2 separate regions of the Homo sapiens genome follow, and region 1 is linked to region 2. A link is a contact called in ENCODE Hi-C data. All regions are on one chromosome and are shown on one strand. The core of a region is the stretch at or near the end of the contact, and the rest is flanking DNA. Distances in the headings are between cores, read along the strand shown. Region 1 has its middle 140 kb from the start of LINC02024. Region 2 holds the start of LINC03051 (long intergenic non-protein coding RNA 3051).

Region 1 (5,625 bases), core at 2,029-4,528, 450 kb before region 2:
AATTAGAGAAGGGTCAGCTGTGAACCCACCATGAAAGGGTTTCTTTTCACTTACTGAGAATTAAGAAGACTGATGATGTTCAGTCTTAGGAGAGAAACGTACATCCTTCTCTACACTCCTCACCCGTTTCCTCTGCACACCTTCAGCAATCATTATTTGCTCATCAGACTAAGGTTGTTTATGGGGAAAAAAAAAAAGTTAAGAGACAGATAATAAGGGACCGAAAAAGATGAGAGAGACAGAGTAAGACAGAGTGAGAGAGAATGTCTTCATTAAATTACTAAAACAAAACAAAACATTTATCACTCTTTCAGCTTCAGGCCCTCATCTCTAATACGCTCCTGAACTACTGGGGTCCTGAAGGCATAAAATTCTTTTCTCAGGCTCAGATCCTTTCACCTCTAGATACAGCCAGAAGTCCTGGAGAGAGGAAGGGAAAGGAGTAAGGAAGAAAGAAAGGAAAAGCATTACTTTGGGGGCAAGAGAGATTTGCCTCTTCCCTTTCCTTCCTGCATGTATGGAGGGGCAAGGAAAGACTTACTTGACCTTCAGCCAGATAACGGCTTGTGGCTTTCTCTTACACACCCAGAGGCCACATTCCTTGATTCAATCTACTTTCAGCTGCACAAGCTCTGTGCCTTCATTTCATTAGAAGGGTAGTTTCTACCACAAACAAGTCTTCGTTCCTGGTACTAGGGTTAGGCCTGGTAACGCTTCAAAATCTTAAGAAAAAATTTAAAACCCCGATTTTATATGTAGAGAACCATCTCTTTTGATTAAGAATATTTTACATCATAATGAAATGCAGTCAAAGCTGAGGGGCAATTTGTCCTCTGGGGTATCACTTCTCTGAGTTCAAAAAAATATTCCTGTTTGTTCTAAATCACCTCTAAATTTACTTTGATTTGCAAATTCAATGTACTTTGTATAAACAAACACTGACAATGAATTAACAATACTATATGACCCCTTTCACTGAATGAATATAGATTTTCATGCTCAGATGATATTTGTGTCCCTGTCACATATTTTACTTCAGATCTTAATGAGTAACCTTGAGTCTTAATAACTTTTCCTTTAAGCCAAGCTCTCTTATTTTTCTTTGATATTTTCATCAACTACACACCATCCCCTGTAATAAATGAGAAAAGGAGAGGGTGCCCAGTCACAGTGGTATTCTGTCCAGATAGGAGCACGTTTCTATCCTGTCTACTTCCTACTGGCAAAAGCAATGCATGATAATTTGCTGCCAGTATTACTCAACCTTACCATATAGACAAATTATGTTATCTACGAAATCCACTCTAAGGGAAATTATTGTTCTGTTTCAATCGATTTCTTCATTCCTCACTATCACCAAACCATATTCTCCTTCAGTTGATTTGTATTTAGTATTCACTCAACAAACCTTAATTGAGAACTACCATGTGCCAGGCATCATTGTGTATTTAGGAAATAGTTTAGACTCTTGGTATCAACTCTCAAAGAACTGGACAGCTCACTTGGGTAGAAGAAATAAGAAAACCAAAGATTACAAAAAAGGAAATAGACAGGAAGACTTATTTACTTATTTGACAGACAGCCATAGTCTTTCCATAGGCCTGCAGAGAAAGGTTAGAGCAGCTAATGCATTTTGGCTTGGGAGAGAATAGTAAGAAATAGTCTAGAAAGACTTTAGAAACCAGACAGAGAATAGAACAGGCGTAAAAACTGATCCCAGAGTAACTCCACGTTTAAGGAATACAACAGAATAACAGTATGAACTGTGATTGGTGTGGGGATATTTTTGAAACAATGTAAAGAGAATTTGAGTATAATTATAATCAGAAAGTAAGGGACCAATGTCTTTAAAAATGTATGTAAAAATAAGGCAAGAACTGATGAACCAAGGTCTCAGAAGAGGTAGAACATGGGACTGTCTCCTACTCTACAGGGTCACCACAAGGGCAGGTTCCAGGCATGGATTACATCATAACACTTATACCACTAATCTCTGTTTAGAAGTGAAATCCCATAGCTGATAGCAGCCATTAAAAGGCATGGGTGACATATGATGACAGTAGAGAATATAGAGACAGTGTGTGCAGGTGTGCAGGAAGACTAGATTTGGACATTGGCTGTAAATGACTTAATGGATTCAACCAAAATGTAATGAGCACTTGTACAGAGGCCACGGATGTGTGTCATTCAGATGCCGTTTCTGGAGAACCTGACCGTTTGGAGAGAAGAAGTGACAGAGAGCCCTGGTTGCTGCCCCTTTGGGTCAACTGCACAGTCTTGTCAAGGCCACCCTCCTGCCAAGCTTTTCTCAGTCAATGCCTGGTCCCAGCAGTGCTACCGATTCTGACCCATTCCTATTGGATTTCTGTAACAGGTCACTTTTGCTTTTCCATCAGTCTGGCTGAGATCTTTCTAAGAACTGTGCCGCAGTCTATGACTCTCCCTACAAAATCCTTTCTCCCTTCTCTCCTTTCAGCATTGCAGTCTGAAGCCTTTCCCTGCCTATACCTCCTTTCCCCCCATTTATCCAACACTGGCAGTTCTTACCATAAATCTCTTGTACTTATAATTCTGTCTTGGCATCTGTTTCTGAGATAGCCCAAACTAACTCATGGGATTAGTTTAAGGGCTAAGGATTTTAAAAAACTGACAAAAAAGACAAAGTTTCTACCACCAAAGGTATGAGAATTCATTGTTTTAAAATATAGAACATTAGTGGGTATATCTTGCTTCTGTTTTCAGTTTCTGTAAAGAGAGTGATCCCTTTCTTTTTTTTCTTTTGTTTTGCTTTAATTCATTGCTTTAGTATTGGTATACTCTAGGATACCTAGGGCTGCTTTTCATATCTCTCAATTTGAGTTTATACTGTTTCCCTTACATCTCTGCCAGTATCAGAGTATCATTTTTCCTTACCTTTATGAGCAATCTCATCATTTATAATTTGTCTCTCACAGCTGCCCCTTGGCACTGTAGCAGAAAGTGAGTCATCCTACATCTATGAAATCTAAGATGATTCTGAGATAATTTAGTAAAGATTAACTATCTCACATCTTTCCCCCTCACTCTGTTTTTCATTCTGGCTCCCTGCCCCTGGCTGACAACATGTGCACGTAACTTTACTCATTCTGAACTGCACAGGCTAGAATGTCTCTACACTCACATGCCTTTCATCAAAATCCTACATTGATTTAAAATGCATGAGTCACTTTATTCATATCTTGGGTTTTGTTTGGGAAAATGCTGATGCTAGAAAATGGGAGTCTCATTTCTTCCCCCTCCTTTATTTTCAATGTTCCTCCATAGCCTATGTAGCAATTCTGGTTCACGCTTGGTATGGCCCATGGCTTGCAATGCTCCTTAGTCACAAAGGCCCAATGATTCACAGGTTTGGCAGGATTGCTACTTGATCTGGTATGCTGACCCTTTCCCTAAAGGTCTTAAGGCCCTCCTTCTTTGTGGAAGGAAAAATTGTTCTTCTGGTATATGTGTATGGAAAGGAGTGGAAAGGGAAGAGGATTTAGGGTGAGATTGAGAGGACAGAGGCATCTCACCATGGAAGTATGATAACTCACTGCCTCTCATGGATGATATGATCCATCTCATTTTCTGCTTTTCTGCTTTACCTGGTATAAAGCCTTATAAACCATTCAAAACAATCCATTTTGCAATAAAATGCTGTTGCATTCCAGTATGACTGTCTGTAGCTCAAGTTAAACTCGACCCCACATCAAAAGTGAGTGAAACGAGTCAGCTGCTAAGTCTCAGTGGATGCTCGTAGGTTGTCTTCAGGGCTTGAAAAATGTTGAAGGAAACCACATTTTAAAACAAAGTACATTGTATATCAGTGGACATGCTTCAATAGATGGGAGTGTTGCTGCAGGACTCCTTAGAATGCAAGCACTAAAGCTCTGTAGGTTGGTGCACAGGAGAATCTAGTCTTCTTATATTAATAAATTTTTAAATTCAAGTAGAAACAAAAATATGAAAAGATGTGAAGGAGTTAGGAACAAGCGTTAGGGATAATGAACCTCAGTGGATTTAAGGGCATAATCTGAAATCAGGAGCACTGGGTAAGCTTCCTTACCTCCTTGGAGCCCTTATGGCAGTGATGGCAAAACAGTGAGATAAGATGCTATGGGGTAAAATGCCTGGCTGAACAATACTGCTCTCCTACTTTGGGAGGATGAATTGGCTCTGATCTCACTGTGTCTCTCACTGTCTTCTAAAATTATATTCAAAGTTCATTTTTTGGGAAACATTCCAGACTAATCCTATTAGTCAGGTATGTTTGCATAGGTGTATTAAATTAATAAACATGCACAGAGATATAGATGTAAGGGTAGACATATAGCTTCTTCCATGTGTGCCAGTTAAGCTACTTTCTTCCTAGTGCATGGATAATAGAGGCTTTTTTGTATGTTTGTTCTGCCCTCTGCATTAAGTGGCTAACTCTTATAGGGCAAGGATCATAGCTACACAATCCGTTGTCTCTAGACACCCATCTGAGAAAGGCAGATTATTCTTTTGTACGAATGGTGAACTTTACGGTCAGAAAATCATGGATCTACTTTTATACAAATTTAGTCAGATAATAATCTCTAGGTACCTCAGACTCCCCTGCTGTAAATCAGGATCAGAAATAATTTCTTTGTGGGGGTGGTCTGAGAATTCTGATAATGGAGGGCAAGGGAATGTACAAGGCAAAGGTGGTGTGGAATTTCACAGTGCTGTTTTTTCACTACTCTAGTCTTCCAGTTTGCGAAGAGATTCCATTTTAATCCATTGGCTGTTTATTGAGGACACTTTATTTCTCCATAAGAGCTAACTCTGCCCCCTTGTGCTGAGTAAAATAATTTTTCTATTTTATTCGGTTTAATTTTATTTGCATTTAAGTGTTTATACCTATTTGAAAAATCATATCCAGCTACTCTTTTCAATAAGTCAAGTTATATAAGTGTATTTTCTTTAATAGGTTCCCTGGAGTAATTTTTCCTTTTTTTCATATTTTTTTCCTTTCTTCAATTCATCTGCAACCTTTTATGTTTAAAGTGCAATTCTTCACAAGGTCTCCCTGATGCTATTCATTACAGGCTTTTCTCTGTTGAGTACTGTCACAATTAGTTTTACTGTCCAATCTTTACCATGTCATAAGGAATAACTAAGACTTAAGGGTCAAAAGACCGAAATGAGATAGCAAGAGCTGAGGGCAGCGTTGAAACTTTTTGAAGAGTGTAACAAATGGATCCATCAATTCAAAAAGTGTACTTGGGAGTTTCACAAGGATTGCCTCTTTTTCTGATTGAAGACGTGTTTTCATTGTTCTGATCAATAAGTGATATAGGTCCTTTTTTAAAGAGTTCAGGCATAAATGAATAAAAACATTCTACTAGATTCCATGGGAAACAACTCGTCCTGCAGAGCTAAAAGTCTAATTGCTTAGTTAAATAACAATACAAAAAAACAGGATACAATTAAGAATTACCAATCTAATTGACCAAAAAAATGAGTACTTTTGAACTTCTGAGGATATGTATATTCAAGTGGTCTGAAAAAAGTAGGTGATGAAACTTAAAGTAGGCCTTGAAGGATAAGATATGGTGATGTATTAAAAATAAATTCAGTAGT
Region 2 (5,216 bases), core at 1,904-4,403:
ATTATTACTGAACCTCAAGAATATATGCCCGACTTGCCCATGGTCACAAAATAATGACTTAGACTAAATAGTCTTTTTCTCATGGGGCAAGCCCAAATCATTCTGTAAATATCCCTCCACCTCAGAACCACATAGCCTCAAGTACTTACATTAAACATTCTTGAACAAATGTATTCTAATTAACAATGAACACCAAGAACAGCATTAATCTGTGAATCCATGAACATAATGGTAAGAAACAGCAGAAGCAACTGTGCTGAAGAATGGAGATAGTAAACAAGGGATGGGGCCAATTCAAAAGGGCCACATACTTTGACACTGAGGAGTGTGTACGTGTGTGTCCACATGTACATATGTGTAAGAGAGAGGAGAGCATGTTGTCAGGAAACAGTTCAAGCCCTGCCATGATGATGGCAGGAGATAATGTGTATGGCAGTTGTTTGCGAGTGATCTCCATGTTTCTTAGCCTCATCCAGCTGCACTGCCTTCTTCTCCTATCCCATTACTCAACGTTACTGCTGCCTAGTGTGTGCCACACACTGGGGGATCCCAAAGCTTGAGAACTGAGGCCACTTCCCACAATGTGCTAAACTCTATTTAGCAAAATCTTGAAAACTCCTCTTTAGAAAGAACAATATTCCCGGGGAGGAAAAGCTATTTGCTTTGCCCAAATGAGACCAGAAAATTCAGAGAATTGTTACTATAGTTTACTATGTTATCACTGAAAAAGACTGGGGGGCTTTTTTTTTTAATAGAAGATCTCCTGAAATATAATTATCTGGTTTCGTGTTCCATTACACCTTCCTCATCCTTTAGAAGTACCTTTCACTCATAAGACCCCATGGCTGAGTAATGAATATCCCATAGTTTTACTCAAACTTAAGAGGAGCATGTATTCATGACATCATTCTTAGCATTTTATCAGAAGAGCTAAATTCCTAGAGTTAAATGGAATAGGAAGGAAAGGGATTAACCTCTGCTGCTGGCATAGTACAGTCACGATGCTAATGTCTCAATATGAAAAAGCTGAATTGCAGCAATATCTGAAATCACAGAGAAAGTCCTGTGAGCTTTGAAGGAAAAAATGTAAAGAAATAAAATGTAAAAAGCCAAAGCAAGATTGGGACTCTATTTTTCATTTAGACATGCTTAGTAGAAGAATCATGTATTGCAAGAGCTCACAAATTAGATAGGAGAGGAATGGGTCAGTGAGTTCTGAGATGAGAAAGTTTTTAGAACCTGTAACTTGTAATTGTATTATGGGTGAGTTCCAGCTGTTCCCCTAAGCATATTTTAAACTATAACTTCGACATAGTATTCATTCCCTTGCAATGCTTCAACAGTAAACAGCCAGGGAGTCTATTCTCTTTTCATTTAGCAAGAGGGCTTTATAGCTACACAAAATATCCCCCAGCAATGAAAAATGAAACCCACCAATGTAACATTAGCAACCAGCTGTCAGAAAAAAATCAGGAGTAGGATTGCCAGTCTGGTCATTTCATGCCAAGTGTTCTTGAGAGGCAGTGTGTGTGCGTATGTGTCTTTGTGTGTGCATGTGTACACTGTGTGTAAATGGAGTGTGTTCTGTAGCATGAGAGATGTGCGTGGGTAAATGTCCTAATGATGGCAGAATGCCCAAACATGAAGATGTAGTAGAACCGTCAGTGGTAGAGCAATATAGCACAGACTCTCTATGGCTAATTGTGCAAGGTTCCTCTCACGAGCAGGAAGAGTGAGACAGGAAGATTAAAAAGATAATATATTTTTATGTTGGAATTACTTCGTGTATTATAGGTATGTTTAACATCAGTGAGGGCTCTGGATGCCAGCTTGTAAGTGAAATGCAAACACCATGTATGTATTTTCATTTTTAACCTTCATGAATTTATTTTACAACCTCCCCAAAACATAGAAACCTACAATCCCTTCAAAGTAAACACCCAGCGCTAGCAATTTTGTCCTGCAAGCATGAAATACATTGACCATTATGAGCCAGCGCAGCGATTACCCGTGAATTCTCGTATTCATTCTCTCTCTCTCTCTCTCTCTCTCCCCCACCCCACTCTCTTCCTCCCTCCCTCTTCTCCTCCTCCCCCCCTCCCCGTGTCCCCCTCCCCCCACCCCACTCACCGTTCCCTTCCCTCCCGCATCCCTCCTCCATCTCGGGGCAGAAGAATCTGGTGGGGCTATTTTGCAGAGAGATACAAGTACCAGGTGCCAAGCGGATACCTAGCCTCCTAAACTTAATGCCAATTCCCTCCTGAAAGAGGAGGAATGCAGTGATATCAGCACCGGGGACACGGGGATAGCGAACACCACCGCGGCTCTTGGAGTTTACAGAGGAGCAACCCCAGCTCCGTCGCCACCACCTCGCGCAAAAGCCCCCACCCCACCAAGACACACACACACACACACACACACACACACACACACACACAAAACACGCCGCTCTATCCTGCCCCCCGTTCACACGCGCGCGCGCACACACACACACACACACACACACACACACACACACACACAAGCCCTGGCTTCTTTCCCCATCAACACCGATGTTGCAGCAAGTCTGTCCGCACAATCCCGCACGCCTCAGGACCCAGCCTGGGCGCAGAGCTGGCAGGGCAGGGAGCGCACCGCAGGACTTGTAAATAAACCCTGTTCCATCCAGAACCGGAGCGCTTCTTACTCCACCGACCACCCCGGAGCCCGGCGGCAGGGAGGAGGGGGCGCAAGGGGTCAGGGAATCCTCCCCCTACCTTGCAATGAGAAGAGGGACAGGAAAAAGCCCAGCACCCAGACGCTGTGCAGCCAGTAGGTCCTCATGTCTCCGCTGCGCTCGATGCTCCCTCGCGCGCTCCTGCTCTCGCCTCTTCCGCTCGCGCTCTCTCTAGTAAAACGCGCCGCTCCTTTCCCTCGGTTTCCCTCTGGGTTCTCCTGGTTCCGGCAACCCGGACAGACAAGCCTCTTGCCGCACGACGGCCGGATCCCAGAACAGCCTTGCTCTCCTCTTCGGGAGCGCAAGCCAGGGGCCGGGATGGACGCTCGTAGCCCGTGCCTGGTGTAAACACACCGAGCCCCCTTGTCCCTCGAGCTCTCCCGCTTTCCTGCTTCCTATCCTCCTCTCCCTCACTCCCCTGCAGCTTCAACTAAATGCGATGTACTTAAACAAGCAGCGCCTTATAGGACCGCGAACCGAGCCGAAAGGGCCCCGCTACTGCCATCTAGTGCTCACAGAACGGCATCGCCGCGGCTCTTCTTCGCTGTGTGTCTGTGCCAAGTCTATCCAACGCCGCCAAAGTCCCCTCTGCTCTCAGCAAACACAGGTGAAGCTCTTGCCTTCTTAAATCCTTGACTTGACCTTGCTGTCCCATAAGTCCTGAATTTCTCCTTTTCACGAGGAAGCTCTTGGAACATGCTAGCCGCACATCTTCATCACCTCATTGCTCCTCTCCCTCTCAGAAATCTCCAGTGCTTTCCTAACAACTCTATGGAAATTTTTCTCCAAATGTCACCATGACCTCCACCAAAAAGTCCAATGGCCTTTTGAAGCCTCATCCTACTTGATTTTGATGCTGCGCTTCACAGCGTGTGCCATTCCTTTTTATTTGATTTCAAAGTCACTGGGTCAAAACAATTCTGGCACTTCTGACCTTCCCTCCAAGAGCCCTCTGGGTTCCTCTGCACTTCTTGGTTTATATCTTCTGTTATAATTTCTTTAAGTTACTTGGAAATAAAAGGTCTATTACAGCTACACGAGGATGGAAACCTCCACCACTAACCTCGTGCTTAGCCCTCAGCTTAGACTTCCCAGCTGGGTACCAAGCATCTCAAACTGGATGACTCAGGGCCAGGGCTGAGTTGGGTGAGTAGGCAGATGGGGCCGCTCTGAAGAGCACTGACTAGTAGTTAGGAAAGCTGGATTTCAGTTCTGTTACTGTGGCCTCCACTCGTTGGGGACCTTAACTAAGTCATTCAATCTCTGAATTTCATTTTATTCATCCATGTATTTACATGATAATGAATATTGGTCCCTTCCAACTGTTTGTAATATCTATGCTAGGTTTCTCCACCTTGGCACTACTGACATACTGTACCAGATAATTCTTTACTGTGTGGGGCTGTCTTGTGCACTATAGGATTTATAGCAACATCCCTAGCTTCTGTCCACCAGCTGACAGTAGCACAACCCTCATCCTCCTAGTTATGACAACCAAAAACATCTCCAGGCATTGCCAAATGCCCCCTGGAGGGAAAAACTGACCCAGTTGAGAACTTCTTATCTATACCCACGTGATTTTCTTCAGGAATTATTCCCCTTTTCCAACTTCCCTGTTTCACAGGCTTCAAGAACTTTTAGAAGTATATTTAATTCTCTCTTCTCCAATTTCAGTTGATCATCAGTCTCACCACGACAATGTGTAAATGTGTCTAAGATGTCTCTATGTTTTTTTTTCAGTTTTACTGCCACCTTTTTCATAATAAACACGTGTTGTGCATTATACTTTCTGAAATACTTTTAATTATCTCTAATGCTGTGATATGTTCAAGGGCTATGTTAGCTCTTCGAGCATTAGTGGGAAATGCAGACAAAGACAAGTTAAGTGACTTTTCTTATGACATACGATAGGCCAGTGAAAGCAACATTAGCAGACCTGAAGGAGGTCTCCTGACTCTAGCAGCATTCCTGATCCATCTCTCTAGTATGGGTCTTTATTGCCACACCCCTAGATTTCTACAATAGCCTTCTACCTGATCCCTTTCCTCCATTCACTGCTCTAATCTAGTTTATACGTTACCACCAGGTTAATCTTGTTAACAGTTTCTTCAAGACTCTCACCTGCTTATGAGTTATAGCTGCTCCTTATGGTCTTCTAGAACCATACTAGAATCACCTGAGGACTTTTGCTGACGCATCATCCCACCCCAAACCAATTAGATCACAATTTTTGGGTTGCAGCCCTAGCATCCGGAGTATTTTAAAGATCTCAGGCCATCCTAATCTGCAACCAGGGCTGAAAAACACTAACCTACCAGACAGAATTCAGATTCTTCATTTTTAAAATGTAAGGTCTTCTGAAATTTCTTATCTTACCTTTAACAATTTATTTTTTTTTCAATCCCCAATGGAGACACTTTCTTCTAGATTGCTCAGTCTTCTTTTTTCCCCATGCACTTCCTTTATCTGCTGCTTGTTTGTCTTGCCAAGTCTGTTCCAT

The links. A loop is a pair of places that touch in the nucleus more often than their neighbours do. Pooled maps may share reads with other maps.
Region 1: a map of IMR-90 shows a loop between it and region 2 (4-fold over the local background). The contact joins the enhancer-like site here to the promoter of LINC03051 in region 2. A Hi-C loop is called at or near these places in 2 of 168 maps with a recorded cell type or tissue (IMR-90 and posterior cingulate gyrus) and 6 of 50 pooled maps.

The regions. Positions count from the first base shown.
Region 1 is chr3:117,545,078-117,550,702 of GRCh38, forward strand. No RefSeq gene overlaps it. Among named protein-coding and RNA genes, the nearest start is that of LINC02024, 140 kb to the right of the region's middle. Within about 2 kb of position 3,279, at least 3 of the 41 ENCODE cell types and tissues checked have a DNase peak (open chromatin) inside an H3K27ac peak, as active enhancers do; they include IMR-90, where a contact is called at or near this core.
Region 2 is chr3:117,994,426-117,999,641 of GRCh38, forward strand. LINC03051 (long intergenic non-protein coding RNA 3051) reads right to left here and starts at 3,154. Exons shown (of 3, transcript NR_182298.1): 1 at 2,757-3,154. RefSeq lists an enhancer at 2,825-3,371.